Linked DNA regions of Homo sapiens: regions 1, 3, 4 and 5 are each linked to region 2. Evidence: chromatin contacts called from ENCODE Hi-C or POLR2A ChIA-PET data. All regions are on one chromosome and are shown on one strand. The core of a region is the stretch at or near the end of the contact, and the rest is flanking DNA. Distances in the headings are between cores, read along the strand shown. Region 1 has its middle 22 kb from the start of LINC00426. Region 2 holds the start of LINC00398 (long intergenic non-protein coding RNA 398). Region 3 holds the start of UBE2L5 (ubiquitin conjugating enzyme E2 L5). Region 4 holds the start of LINC00426 (long intergenic non-protein coding RNA 426). Region 5 overlaps LOC124903145 (a long non-coding RNA gene).

The links. Hi-C counts contacts between places; a loop is a spot of excess contacts on that map. ChIA-PET counts read pairs that join two places held with the same protein, here RNA polymerase II (POLR2A). Pooled maps may share reads with other maps.
Region 1: a loop to region 2 is called in a map of ascending aorta, with 4 times the contacts of the local background. The contact joins the enhancer-like site here to the promoter of LINC00398 in region 2. A Hi-C loop is called at or near these places in 20 of 168 maps with a recorded cell type or tissue (CD4-positive, alpha-beta T cell, CD4-positive, alpha-beta memory T cell, MCF 10A and 15 more), 14 of 37 single-sample maps with no recorded cell type and 34 of 50 pooled maps. POLR2A ChIA-PET finds 5 or more read pairs at or near these places in 2 of 52 experiments (HepG2 and activated T-cell).
Region 3: a loop to region 2 is called in a map of gastrocnemius medialis, with 5 times the contacts of the local background. The contact joins the promoter of UBE2L5 here to the promoter of LINC00398 in region 2. A Hi-C loop is called at or near these places in 4 of 168 maps with a recorded cell type or tissue (A673, chondrocyte, dorsolateral prefrontal cortex and 1 more) and 11 of 50 pooled maps. POLR2A ChIA-PET finds 5 or more read pairs at or near these places in 1 of 52 experiments (CD8-positive, alpha-beta memory T cell).
Region 4: a loop to region 2 is called in a map of naive thymus-derived CD4-positive, alpha-beta T cell, with 20 times the contacts of the local background. The contact joins the promoter of LINC00426 here to the promoter of LINC00398 in region 2. A Hi-C loop is called at or near these places in 1 of 168 maps with a recorded cell type or tissue (naive thymus-derived CD4-positive, alpha-beta T cell), 4 of 37 single-sample maps with no recorded cell type and 7 of 50 pooled maps.
Region 5: a loop to region 2 is called in a pooled map, with 5 times the contacts of the local background. The contact joins the enhancer-like site here to the promoter of LINC00398 in region 2. A Hi-C loop is called at or near these places in 2 of 168 maps with a recorded cell type or tissue (HCT116 and prostate gland), 3 of 37 single-sample maps with no recorded cell type and 9 of 50 pooled maps. POLR2A ChIA-PET finds 5 or more read pairs at or near these places in 1 of 52 experiments (naive thymus-derived CD4-positive, alpha-beta T cell).

The regions. Positions count from the first base shown.
Region 1 is chr13:30,394,302-30,397,001 of GRCh38, reverse strand. No RefSeq gene overlaps it. Among named protein-coding and RNA genes, the nearest start is that of LINC00426, 22 kb to the right of the region's middle. Within about 2 kb of position 1,406, at least 40 of the 41 ENCODE cell types and tissues checked have a DNase peak (open chromatin) inside an H3K27ac peak, as active enhancers do; they include CD4-positive, alpha-beta T cell, ascending aorta, dorsolateral prefrontal cortex and 9 more, where a contact is called at or near this core.
Region 2 is chr13:30,801,856-30,804,555 of GRCh38, reverse strand. LINC00398 (long intergenic non-protein coding RNA 398) reads right to left here and starts at 1,350. Exons shown (of 2, transcript NR_047012.1): 1 at 964-1,350. RefSeq lists a silencer at 1,456-1,575.
Region 3 is chr13:30,421,177-30,423,876 of GRCh38, reverse strand. It overlaps UBE2L5 (ubiquitin conjugating enzyme E2 L5), which reads right to left and starts at 1,384. Exons shown (of 4, transcript NM_001355247.2): 1 at 1,200-1,384. It overlaps LINC01058 (long intergenic non-protein coding RNA 1058), which reads left to right and starts at 1,633. Exons shown (of 2, transcript NR_125771.1): 1 at 1,633-1,660. RefSeq lists silencers at 1,422-1,711, 2,152-2,331.
Region 4 is chr13:30,372,603-30,375,302 of GRCh38, reverse strand. LINC00426 (long intergenic non-protein coding RNA 426) reads left to right here and starts at 1,389. Exons shown (of 5, transcript NR_024464.2): 1 at 1,389-1,520.
Region 5 is chr13:30,333,728-30,336,427 of GRCh38, reverse strand. The region is part of intron 1 of LOC124903145 (a long non-coding RNA gene); the gene reads right to left. Among named protein-coding and RNA genes, the nearest start is that of LINC00427, 15 kb to the right of the region's middle. Within about 2 kb of position 1,292, at least 2 of the 41 ENCODE cell types and tissues checked have a DNase peak (open chromatin) inside an H3K27ac peak, as active enhancers do.

The DNA.
Region 1 (2,700 bases), core at 157-2,656, 410 kb after region 2:
ATACTATGTGACTCTAGTTATATGAGTGTCTAGAGACAACAGCAGAATGGTGGTTACCAGCGGGTAGGGGAATGGAAAATGGAGAGTTAATGTTTAATTGGTCCTAGGCTTAGTACCTGCATGACGAAATAATCTGTACAACAAACCCCTGTGACATGAGTTTGCCGGTGTAACAAACCTGCACATGTACCCCTGAACCTAAAATAAAAGTTAAAAAAAAAAAAAAAAGAAAGAAAGAAAAGTGCCCTTTGCGGTTCCACACAGAGGCGCCAGCCTTGGGCTGAGAGAACTCACTGGTTTGATGGTTATTGGATCGCTCATTAGAGATAACCAAAGCTATTGTTCCTCCCTGATCTTGCCTCTGTAGTTGAGTCATCACCCTTAGAGGCAGAAGAAAGCAAATTATAGCAGGGCTTCTTCAGCATTGGGGTGGGGAAAGTATTAAAACATGCATGGTAAAGATGTCACCTTCTTGGTCGTGGAAAAGCCCTCCTGGGGTAAATCTGCATATATTTGCATATATATATGCACGCATACATCCTAACCTGAAGGGAACATCCAGCTCTTCTCACCTACAAAAAGATGAATCCTTCTGATGTCTCTTTTACAGGGTATGTGGACAATAAAAATTTAACTATTAATGTTGTAGAAATCTAAGGGAAAAAAATCGCAAAATGAACGTGCCATTTAAATTTTAAATTTAAAAACGTCATTTTTAGTGTAAATTCTTTATAGGTAGATAAGAGCATATCTTGAAGACTTTTTAGGAAGGGAGAAGGGGAAATAGTAAAAGGTAACGTCAATCCTAAATCTTTATTTGAAAAGGAGACTGGATCTGTTTTTTTCTCTAACATCAATCCTAAATCTTTATTTGAAAAGGAGACTGGATCTGTTTTTTTCTCTAACATCAATCCTAAATCTTTATTTGAAAAGGAGACTGGATCTGTTTTTTTCTCTAACATCAATCCTAAATCTTTATTTGAAAAGGAGACTGGATGTTTTTTTCTCTAACGTCAATCCTAAATCTTTATTTGAAAAGGAGACTGGATTTGTTTTTTTTTCTCTAATTGTGTGCTGGGCAGTAGTTCTACCTTACTGTACCAAGGGGACTAACAGGGTTTGGAGAAACTAGGCTTCATCTTTTTCCAGGATCATCAGACACTTTCCAGGGGGAAAATGGACTTTCACTTTGGAAAATATAAAATCGTGTTTGTTTTACCTTACGAAACAACTGGAGCCTCTGGAAGACGAGGCTGTACGGTGCGTTGTGTAACCCGCCTGGGGAATCACGTTGCACAGACAAGTCCCACAGGCTTTTACTGCAATAATAAGCTTGATCTTCTTATTCAAATACAAGTAACAACCACAGCCGGCTCCAAGTCACGTGTCCAGGTCACATGGCACACAGACGCAGAAGCCGACTGGCAATCATTAGCCAATGCTTACTACCAGGAAGAAAATCCTGGCATTAAAGACACGAACTCAGTTTTTATAAAACAACCAGGACTGCAAGAGAAGGCATTTGATGTGGGGGTAGGGTGTCATTCTTGTTAAGTGCTTTCCAAGGAAAGGAAAAGAGCCAACACACACTCCCTCCTTTCGCTCTTCTCCCAGAACTTTCCAAACTTGCCCAGCGTAGCCGCCTTTTCCAAACCTGGAGGAGTGCTGGGCTGCAGCATCCGCAGCTCAGGTCTGGGAGCGAGAGGGAGGGGCGGGCTGACTTGGCTCTGGGTCCTAGCCCTTGGGAAATGGAGGGCTGAATTCAGAGCTGAATTTAGTAGAAAGCCAAGTTTTCTCTTCCTTATGAAATTAATGCTTCTGGGTCGATGGAGTTTGGGGAGGGGCGAGGGGTGAGAAGAAGCACTGTGAGCTATGGGGTCCGTCTGGACTTTTTGTTAACATGAAAAACAACATCCAGAATGTGGCTTCTTTAAGTTTTTCTGTGGTAAGAACAGAAACTGCAAGGACTCTGCCTACCTGAATGTTTCCTTGTTCAGCCGTTTGAATTTAGAAAGAAGTTCTTTCACTTTCTCTAACTTGTATAGTGTTACTTTGTGCTTCCAAAAACTGCAGTGATCGAACTGAGTTTGTTTAATTTAGTGTGGAAGTGACAATAGTGGGTGTGAATGAAGAGTTTAGAATCTGCTGGAGGGAAGGGGTAAAGTACAGATAAAAGGCTTTAACGGAAAATTGACAGCCTTTTTTTTTTTTTTTTAACAATCTAGGCGTGTTTTATTTCACAATGCACAGAAAGTGCTTTACCCAAACACTGCAGAACAGACGCAGCCTTAAAAGAAAATCTATTGGTATAGTCAGGATTCTCAATCCTATTTCATTTCGCTCTTTTCAGAAAGAACAACCATACAAAGAATTTCACTGTGTCACTGAAATATAATTATTTCACAAAATTTAGTTAGGAAGTTTGGTTTTCTCCCTCTTCATCTTTTTCTCCATCCTACCCTCTTCAAAAAGCTAAAATACGCCTGTAATCTCAGCACTTTAGGAGGCTGAGATCAGGAGTTCGAGACCAGCCTGGCCAACATGGTGAAGCCCCATCTCTACTAAAAATACAAAAAAAATTATCTGGGCATGGTGGTGTGTGCCTGTAATCCTAGCTACTCGGGAGGCTGAGGCAAGATAATTGCTCAAACCCGGGTGGCAGAGGTTGCAGTGAGCTGAGATTGCGCCACTGCACTCTAG
Region 2 (2,700 bases), core at 101-2,600:
TGAGTCAGAAATGAGAATTAACCCTCCTCTCCATTGCCGGAAGCCCTGTTATTATCCCCCAGCCCCATCTTCCTCATTCCCCGACTTCGCCTCCTCCCCACCTCCTTCAGTCAGAAGTCCTCAACCCGACTCCCTGTGAAGGCCCGTGGGATGGCCTTGGGGGACCTGCACTCTAACACTGGACATGTGCAAATCCTGGGAAGATGCTTACAGTTATCAGCATCCTCTCAAAAGAGGTTCATCACCTGAAAAAGTCAAGGACACTGGCTTCTATAGGATGAGCCAACCAGTTAGGTTGCATCCTCCGGGAAAGGCTCCCAGATAGAGTTATGTGTGCAGAGGGGCTATAGCTGAGTAACTCCTGTGGAGGGGCCAGGGGAGAAGTAAGCCAGCCCCACAGAGAGCTCTGGAGCACAGACCACCCAGGAGAGGAATCCCGTGGTGGGCAGAAATGCCAGGCCTTTGGGCCACTGCCTTGCTCTTATGTGGGCCTGGGCCAGCCCAAGGAGGGCACAGTCCTTTTTGAAAGCTGAAGCTTAGTCTGACGAGCTGTGAGTGGACAGCTGTCAGTAGCCACGCTCCTTGTAGCTGGGCCTGGAATCCTTCCTGGAAGGGGAGTGCGGTGCCTGCTGCATGGCCCTGGGCAGCTGCTGTGCACAGCTGCTGGCGGACCCTCACCAAGGTCCATCAGACCTGCCAAGGCAAACCTGAATCCTATATGTGACTCCATCTAAGCCAAGCTGGGACTCTTCCACTCTTAACTTGGAAAATGTGCATTCCCAGCTGCTAGGTCCTGAACTTGACCTGGGGAAGAGAACGACAAGGCCATGCTTGGGCAGGAGAAGCTAGGTGTAGGCAAGGGAATCTTTACCTTATGAATGGGTTGTATACATGTTGCTTGTTGTTTAGAGAGTGGAATACATTTTGTCCTGGAAATCCTACTATAAATGGGGGGATGCGTACCTGGGCCTTCTTGCAAAAGCCTGTTAAATTCCTAATGATGTTGAAATGGTGGGAAGGGTCATCCAGGGAGGACCTCCACGCCCGCCCATCTCCTCTGGGTTGCCCGGGCAATCCTGCAGGAGCCGAGGCTGGACGCAGCTGACCCCAACAGACAGGAGAAACAAGCCAGCACCACCGGAGAGAACCAGGCTGAAAGGGTGACCCAGGGCTTCCGTGGCCTAGAATGAGAGAGACATCGCATGGCGCAAGGTTCCAAGTAGGGTTCGCGGCGGGGAGGGCCCCTGCCGCAAAGGGACTCAGTGTTGTGCGAGGGAGGTGAAGTCGCTTCTTGATCAGCCGTATTTCTTGCCTACACTTGACACCGTCACCAGCCCAGGCGCCTTTCCGGTCACCCTCACGGAAAGGCTCATCCACGCTGGAAGGAGGGAACCTCCTCGTTAACCTCTAGCATGCCGGTGCCTGCCACCCCAGGGCGCGGGAGCCCGCAGGAGCAGGCGTGTGGACGTCCTGAGAGCTGCCACTAGATGGCGCGTCTGCCCTGCCTACTCAGGAGCCCCGCTCAGGGCACCGGGTGCGGGAGCCCGGCTAATTGCCCTCTAATGAGAAGGCTGCTCCCAAAGTGCCCTCCTCGCAGGGAAAGCCCCAGGCTCCTATCAAAGGGAATGGCTTATTTATCCTCTAACGTGAAGAAACTTCCACACAGCATCAATTAAACACATTAAATGTGACCAGAGTGAGAAAACATCTAAAGGATAGAATATTGAATTGTTGCCACTGACAAATATCAAACCACCCATTCTGGTCTCGGTGGCGTGTACAGTTGACCTTGAACAACACAGGTTTGAACTGTGTGTGTCCAGTTAGAGGTGGACCTTCTTCTGCCTCTGCCACCCCTGAGAAGCGGGACCAACCCCTCCTCTTCCTCCTCCTCCTCAGCCTACTCAGAAGACCACAAGGCTGAAGGCCTTCATGGCGATCCACTTCCACTTAATGAGTAGTCGATATACTTTCTCTTCCTTATGATTTTTTAAATAACAATTTCTTTTCTTTAGCTTACTTTATTGTAAGAATATAGTATATAATACATTAACATACAAAATATGTGTGAATCGACTATTTATGTTATCAATAAGGCTTCCAGTCAACAGTAGGCTATTAGTAGTTCAGTTTGGGGGAGTCAAAAGTTGTATATAGATTTTAAACTGTGTGGGGATTGGCACCCCTAAAGCCTTCATTACTCAAGAGTCAACTGTAGGTGGGCCCTGGGAAGGTTCTCAATTTTTTTTTTTTTTTGAGACAGAGTCTGTTTCTGTCACACAGGCTGGAGTGCGGTGGTATGATTTCAGTTCACTGCAACTTCCGCTTCCAGGATTCAAGCAATTCTCCTGCCTCAGCCTCCGAGAAGCTGTGACTACAGGTGCGTGCCACCATGCCCGGATAATTTTTGTATTTTTAGTGGAGACGGGGTTTCGCCATGTTGGCCAGGCTCGTCTCAAACTCCTGACCTCAAGTGATTCACCAGCCTTGGCCTCCCAAAGTGCTGGAATTAAAGGTGTGAGCCACTGTGCCTGGACGGTTCTCAAATTTTCTGAGATCAGATGGAGTCTGCCCCTCCACCTGGCAGGCTGAAGGCTGGGGCTTGCAGAGATGTGGTGTCTGTTACCCCAGACACTGCAGGTGACCTTGCCTCTTACTAACTTTTCTTATCAGTACCATTTGGACCCTCACACTCATGAG
Region 3 (2,700 bases), core at 135-2,634, 380 kb after region 2:
TCCATCAGAACCTGTCTGTGCATCTGCTGGCATGAAGGTATATCCCTACCACTATTTCTGGTTTAATTTAGGAAAACATGCATTGCATCGTCTTTCAATTTTATGCAAGTGTATCAGATGTGGCCTGAAGGCCAAATTTTTGTGAACTGGAATTGCATCTTTCTATTACCCTACCTTCCCACCGTAAGGATGCCTCATTCTGGTTTTTGAGTGATCTTTAATGAGCACTGGCCAATTTTAAATATATGATTCCCCGGCCTTTCAGTTTATTTTATTTTTTTGAGACAAGGTCTGGCTGTAGTGCAGTGGTGCTATCTTGGCTCACTACAACCTTCACTTCCCAGGCTCATGCCATCCTCCTGTCTCAGCCTCCCTAATAGCTGGAACTACAGGTGTGCACCACCACACCCAGCTAATACTGTATTTTTTTAGAGATGGAGTTTCACTATGTTGCCCAGGCTGCTCTTGAACTCCTGGACTCAAATGATCCTCCTGCCTCAGCCTCCCAAAGTGCTGGGATTACAGGCGTTGAGCCACCACACCCGGCCCTAGTTTATTTTAAAGGAAAATAGAGTAAACTCTCCGGGGGAAGAACCTCCAGTTTAATAACACTCCATATTGTATCTGCTTTATTGTAATTGTATTTGGAGATTTTCCAGATGGAACTTCTCTGTATAGAAGCCTTAAACCTGCTGTGTTTCAGAGCAGAAGTTATCCATGTCTGTCTGTCTCTGACACACATGCACAAAAACTAGATATGTGATTTACTATACATGACATGATAAACAACATTCTAAAGCAGTAAGTTTAGAACAACAAACTGAGTTTTGTCATTGCTATTATTTAATGATTTTATCATGTTACTTTATGTAGAATGGCTATGGAATAATTAATTAGGTTTTGTTGTGGTTTTTAATATCTCCACAGTCTAAATAATAAACCATTTTCCCGATATTGGCACCGCTTTAGAAGAGATTTTCTTATCTATTTTTTGACAGAGTTAAAAAGGTGCCTCTCCCTCTGTGTCCTAATTTTTGCAACGTGTGTGCATTTATTACGTGTCACCAAGCGAGGCAATGCTAACCTAGCAAAGCAGAAATCATCACCAGAGCAAATTAATGCAATGTCACCCGCTGACCGATGTTAAACGCAGCAGAGACTCACAAGCATCCTTGTGAATGGATTAAAAAGGCACTTACAGGGATGACCCGCAAAGATCCTAGTTTCAAGACACAACAAAAAGCCTCCAGGAAGTGAAGCCAGCAGGTTCTAATCTCATTTATTTTCACGGCTATGTTTTTTTAATTGTAGTTTTCCACTGTAAAACCAAAGAGCATCAAAGGAGAACAGCTTTCCCTCTCCCGGAAGCCTCACGGAGCGGAGTTCCCTGAGCTGCGCGGCCGCCGGTCACGGGGAAGTGCCCCGCGCGCGGAGCTCCCCAAGCGCCCAGCCCTGCCTGCGCCGCAGCCGCCACCACCGCTGCCACCACCGCCGCCGCGGCCAGGGAGCTGCGCTGGGCGGGGCTGGGCTGGGCTGGGCTGGGCTGGGCTGGGCTGGGAGGGGCGGGGCGGGGCGGGGCGGGGCGGGCGTCCGTAGTTATTTATTTATTTAGCGGCTGCAGAAAAGCTCTGCGGCGCTCGCGAAACCCGAAGACTTGCAGGTAGCCAGGCGCTCCCACTCGTCCAACAGCTCCCGGGCTGGCTTGGGAGAAACTAAGGAACTTGCTTCGCCCCCCCGCCGCTCCCTGGGGCCGCTCGCCACCCGCGGAACTTGCCATCCCCGCTCTTCCCCACTTTCTACCCCCACCTCCGCCCGCCCCACCTTCCCCTTTCCCCGCTTTCCCCTCTCCCACCTCCTCCTTCTCTCCCCTCCCACATCCCCGGTCTCCCACTTCCCCCTCCTTCCCGACCCACCTCTCCCTCCTCCCCGCCCCACCTCTCCCTCCTCCCCGCCCCACCTCTCCCTCCTCCCCTTCCTCCTCCTCCCCCCCGCTCCTCTCCTTACCACCTCCTCCGCCCTCCCCCACCTCCTCCCCGGTCCCTTCTCCACCCCCTCTTTCCCCACTCCGCTCCCCGGGCGGCGGGCGGCTCCCTGGCTCCGGCGTGTACAGATTTGGGCAGAATGTGGTTCCAAGGCTCTCGGTCAAGAATTCGGAGGAGGAAAGTTTGCTGGCGGCGCCGCGGCTCACACCACTCCCCGCCCTGGGGGCGGTCCTCGAGGCCGGGCCCCGCCGCCCGTGCTTCCCTTCCCGGAGCCTTCGCTCTTCCCCGGGAAGGCCCGGCCTTACATAAGGGCCCGTGCGCCCGCCCCAGCCCTGTGGGCAGCGCGCTCTTGCTCTGCTCAGTTTAACGAAGATTCTGCTCCTGAAACTTAGTACAGATAAAAAGGGCAGCGGTCCGTTTCATTTTAGACAGGAAAATGAGGGCGCAAAAGGGGACTGAGGGAGAGAGGCCAGAGAACAAGACAGCAGGTTCGTGCTGGTGGCAGGTGGATGGGTAGAAGGTTCCTTGAGAGCGGAATTTCCTATTTGGATGCCTGTGCAGAGGGAAGTGGCTGTAAAGATCAAGTAGCTTTGATAACGCCAAGGTAGCCTGGACAACAGAAGCCCAGGGAAGGAAAGGGGGCGGGACTTATGCTGCCAGAAAGGATGATCACTATCCGGATCTTCAGTAGGACCCGCGCCTCAGCGAGGGCGCGTGT
Region 4 (2,700 bases), core at 140-2,639, 430 kb after region 2:
AGCTCTGATATTCGATAGGTTAGGTGTATTCAAAGCATTTTAGACTTTCAATATTTTCAATTTACAATGGCTTTTATAGGGATGTCACTCCACCGTAGGTCGAGGAGAATATGTAGTCAAGTTGCCTGGTCATGAGCACATTTTAGGTCAAGGTGTGTTTTACGCAGCTTCTAGGGTTTGCTCCTTCCTTTTGAGTTTGAGCCTGGGGGTGTGGGTTGAGGATAAAGAGTAGGTGTGGGCCAGGAGTGGTGGCTCACATCTGTAATCCCAGCACTTTGGGAGGCCGAGGTGGGAGGATCTCCTGAGCCCAGGGGTTCGAGATCAGTCTGGGGAAGGGACGAGACCTTGTCTCTACAAAATTAAAATAAAAATAAATAAATTAGCCAGGCCTGGTGGTGCATGCCTGTAGTCCCAGCTACTCAGGAGACTGAAGCAGGAGGATCACTTGAGCCCAGGACTTTGAGGCTGCAGTGAGCTATGATCACGCCACTGCACTCCAGCATGAGCAATAGAGTGAGACCCTGTCTGTATTGAGAGAGAGAGAGAGAGAGAGAGAGAGAGAGAGAGAGAGAGAGAGAGACACACACAGAGAGACAGACAGAGAGAGAACAAAGAGCAGGTGTGATCGGAGCTCAGGAAATCCTCCCTCTGGTAAGTAGTCTCAGCCTTCTATTGAGGCTGCCACCACAGTGCCATCCACAGCTTTTGCAGACCATGACATACGCAAACTGTTGTAAAATTTTGGCAGTGCTCATAGTCTCAGAGCCAAGCTTTGAAACAGAGAGGCAGCAGGAGACAGTGGGAGGAGGGTGGGATTAGAGACAGAAGGTCTCCGGGTTTGAATCTTTTCTCTCTATTGGCTGGTTGTGTGACTCTTGTCTCAGCTTCTTGGGCTGTACAAAGAGAAAACTAACACCTGCCTTAGAGACTTGTGATGATTTAATGTAGAGTGTGTGACATGTTATTGGATATTAGCAATTGCTGATATTTATAATGAAGAGCACTGGAAGCTGTCACAGTTCTCATAGTTTATTTTGCATTTGCTCCTCAGCATCCTCTGCTCATCTCAGTGTCTGTGTGGTCTTAGTGGGATGCTGACTATATTAATACTTGTAAACTTTACTCATTTTCCATCTCAAATGGGACAAGGGATAAAAATTATTTTTTATATTGTATATTTATTTAGTAAGTGAGCACTTTCCATTTTAGGCACTGGAGACACAGAAATGAAAGAGACAACGTGCCCTCAAGGATCTCACAGTGTGTGGTGAGGTGGACACACACACACATATCTAAGCACATGACAGTGAGAGGCACGTGGTCACGAGGTTGTGACGTGGAGCTGAGAGCTCAGAGGAAGGGCTTTGGATCAAGTGTGGTCAGACCACACTCGGCCATGAAAGTCTTTGAAGGTGGGGAAGGGGTGAAGATGGTGAGGGGATTCCACGGCTGGGAGAGGTACACTCCCTACACGTTCTAACCAACTGGCCGTGGGGAGGAAGCTGGAGGTCAGGACACAGGTAGGGCCTGGGTTTTTGCCTCATGTGACTGGGTGGATGGTCACAATTCGGCCATGCTGTCTTTGAACTCAACACCACCAAAATCATAGGATATTCCTAGTAATGTTGATTTCCACTAGATTACTTTTGTTACCAGAGTTTTAAGGGCAGAAGTCTTTGTCCCTTTTTTTCTCTAACAGGAAGCCATTCTGGGCCATTTATTTGCCGTTAACTTACACAGCCCACTGGAGAGTGGAGGGGTGTGAATGTGGGAGCCTGGGTGAGGGCTGCACCGGACTGTCACCAGGACAGTCCTCAATGCTGCCTGACTTAGCCACATTGCCAAAAACATACACCCATAGGTTATGAAATATTCAATACTGTATTGTATGGGAGAAATACAAAGAGGAGAAAGAACTGGGTTGAAAAGGTGGTCTGGTCAGGTATCTCAACCCACTGGCTTATAGACCAGGAACCACTCTAGACAATGCATGTAAGGAACAGAAATGGGAAACAAAAACATTTAAATTGTATTTTTCTCTGATTGCAATAAACTTGGAGGAAAGCTATTTTCTTACTTTGAGCTTTTCTTCCAATTATGATGAATGCAGAGATTAATTACAAAGGACCCGGATAAACTAAAACTCATCTACAGCATTTTTTTTTTTTTTGAGATGGAATCTCGCTCTGTTGCCCCGGCTGGAGTGCAGTGGCGCGATCTCGGCTCACTGCAAGCTCCGCCTCCCGGGTTCACGCCATTCTCCTGCCTCAGCCTCCTGAGTAGCTGGGACAACAGGCACCTGCCACCACGCCCAGCTAATCTTTTTTGTATTTTTAGTAGAGACGGGGTTTCACCTTGTTAGCCAGGATGGTCTCCATCTCCTGACCTCGTGATCTGCCTGCCTTGACCTCCCAAAGTGCTGGGATTACAGGCGTGAGCCACCGCGCCCGGCCTCTACAGCATATTTTAAAAGGCAAAAAGGTATTTTAAAATTCATGTTGGAAGACGTGGGCTCTAGCTGGGGCTGAGACAGATGATTCAACTATATTTTTTATTTTACTGCGCACTGAGGGTTGAAGCTGAAGAGCATGCATGCTTACCATTGTGTGTGCACATGTGTGTATGTGTGTCTTACACCAAAGACTGAAATCTCAAAAAAGCCCCAGGGAGCAGGTGTAACTATTATGCTACAAATGAACA
Region 5 (2,700 bases), core at 43-2,542, 470 kb after region 2:
GCCCTATTGTGGTGGTGTGAATTTGAGGAAATATATATATATATACACACACACACACACACACACACACGTACATATATATTTACACAAATTTCTTTATATATATATATATATATATTTTTTTTTTTTTTTTTTTTTTGAGACAGAGTCTCACTCTGTTGCCCAGGCTGGAGTGCAGTGGCATGATCTTGACTCACTGCAGCCTCTGCCTCCTGGGCTCAAGTGATTCTCCTGCCTCAGCCTGCCAAGTAGCTGGGATTACGGTTGCATGCCACCATGCCTGGTTACTTTTTTGTATTTTTAGTAGAGACGGTTCACCATGTTGGCCAGGCTGATCTCGAACTCCTGACCTCAGTTGATCCACCTGCCTCGACCTCCTGAAATGCTGGGATTACAGGCGTGAGCCCCGCACCCGGCCAGTTGAGGGAGTTTCTTAAGCGACCTGAACATCCATATCTTAGTACATCAGTCGAACTACCATGATGATAACGATCAGACAGATTCTGTTTATGCTGTGTATAATAGAAAGCTGACTACGGTGGTGGACCCAAGTAAGGTCTTTTTCTCACACTTCTCAGGAAGTCCAGAGGTAGGCATTTTGGGGGGTGCTGGGAACATCTGTGACTCAGGTTGCTTCTTTCTTCCTGCTGCTTTCTCGAAGTGAAGCTTTTGTCTTCACACTGGCCTCTTCGTGGCCACACGATGGCTGCTCTACCTCCCACCTAACTCTGCATTCCAGGCAGGAAGGGAAAAAGGGGAAGCTCCTATACTAGGAAAGCAAAGCCATTCCCAGAAATCTCCAGCCAACTTCCAGCTAGAACCCCCTGGCCAGCATCTTAGCTACCAGTCTGATCAGACAAGCATTAGGGGGCACTTTGCCACCGTGAACAAAATTGGGATTTGTCAGAAAGGAAGAAGGTGAATGCAGATACTGGGTCCGTGCCTAGTAGCATCGGCCACAAATGTTGGTCGATTACCGGGCTCTGGGAGGTAAGAATGCGCTAACACACACAGATGTGCCCAGCTCTGTGCCGGACACAGAATGGACCCGCTACAGATGCTCTTCTTTCCACACCTCCACCCTGCTGATAATGTTTGATGGCTGTCCCCATCTTCATGGTTGGAAAATCTGTTGTAATTTGTGGTTTTACCACAAGGGGGCATGTAACCAGGAGGGAGTCAGAATCTTGGCTGTGCAGCCTTTGGTCCAACATGCACAGTGGAGGAGAAATCGATTGGATGTTTTGCAACAGGAAGCCCAGGGTGGACGCCAACTGGTAACTGGGCATCCAGACACGATATTGTGTTTCGTTGGAGAAAGTCAGTGTCTGGGCTAAAGTCCTTCCCCGACTACCCAAGTGGATTGCTCTCTTGTCCTCTGCGCTCCCAGAAGGATCGCTACCTAAGTTATTTGCACGGCTTTATGACATATCTTTGTTATTTCCCCGTGTTTACGTCCTGTGTCTCCGACCATGCTATGAACTCATTTAGGACAAGTCTGGCTTCTTGTCCCCTTTGTCCATGCTGTCCCTACCCCTGATCCTCTGACAGTCCAGTGCCTTGGGAGCCAGCCAGGTGAGCACCCTACAATGTACGCAATCCCTGCCCCTGCCTGACAGAACTCACATCTAAAAAAAAAAAAAATTGGGAAATAATGGGTCAAAGTAATGATCAGCAGTGGCTACTCACCTGAAAAAAAAAAAAAAAGCAACCATTTATCTTGTGCCTTCATAGAAGTACACACCTTTGATGAATTTGTCAAAAAATCAACCCTGAATCCAATCAAGCTTCTAGATATAACCACCAATTTACAGGACATAAAGGAGAGGAACATGTTAAATGATACCACAGAAATGCAATTAGCAAGAACCAGACTGTGGGAAACCCTACAGGACAAAATGACCCAGTTTCCTCAACAAATACATTGCCAGGAATCTAACAAATGTGGAAGACAAGCCCATAGATTAAAAGATGTTTAACAGAGATATCAACCAGTTGTGATATATATTTTATTTGGTTCCTGATCTGAACAAACTGTAGAAAAATATTTGAGGCAATTAAAGAAATTTAAAAACGGACATTGACCTTATCTATCTCCACTCCTCTTCAAATATAAGTTCCTAAAGTGTCCAGTTTACAAGTCAATTCACTCCTGGACAATCTAATATATATTTTAAACACTGGCCTGACTGAGAAATTATGTTTTTTTTTAGGTGTCATAATGATATTGTGATATGTTTTTTGAAAGAGTCCTTATCTTTTAAGGATGCATACTGAAATATTTTAGAGATAAAATGATATTAGGGATTTGCTTTAAAATAACACAGTATGGATGGAGGGGAATGGCTGGTTAATTCATTACAGATGAATTAAGACTAGCTAGCCAAGGACTCATGGTTGTGGAAGCTGGATGACAGACGCATAAAAGATCATTGTCTTAAACGCTCTAACTTTTGGTTATGTTTGAAATGTTCATAATAAAAAGAAAAGAAAAAGCTGAAAAAGGAAGAATCACTGGGCTAACCAAGCCATACCCATGGCTGACAGAGGTGGATTTACTATGGAACTGATGAAATGCAAGTGTGTGAGCCTGTCACCAGAGCAGGCCCCTCCCAAGGGAATTGTGCATTCATCATTTTTCTGAAGGAGGGCTCCCCAAATGGTAAAAGCTTGAGGCCTCACAAACCTTCCATCTACCCT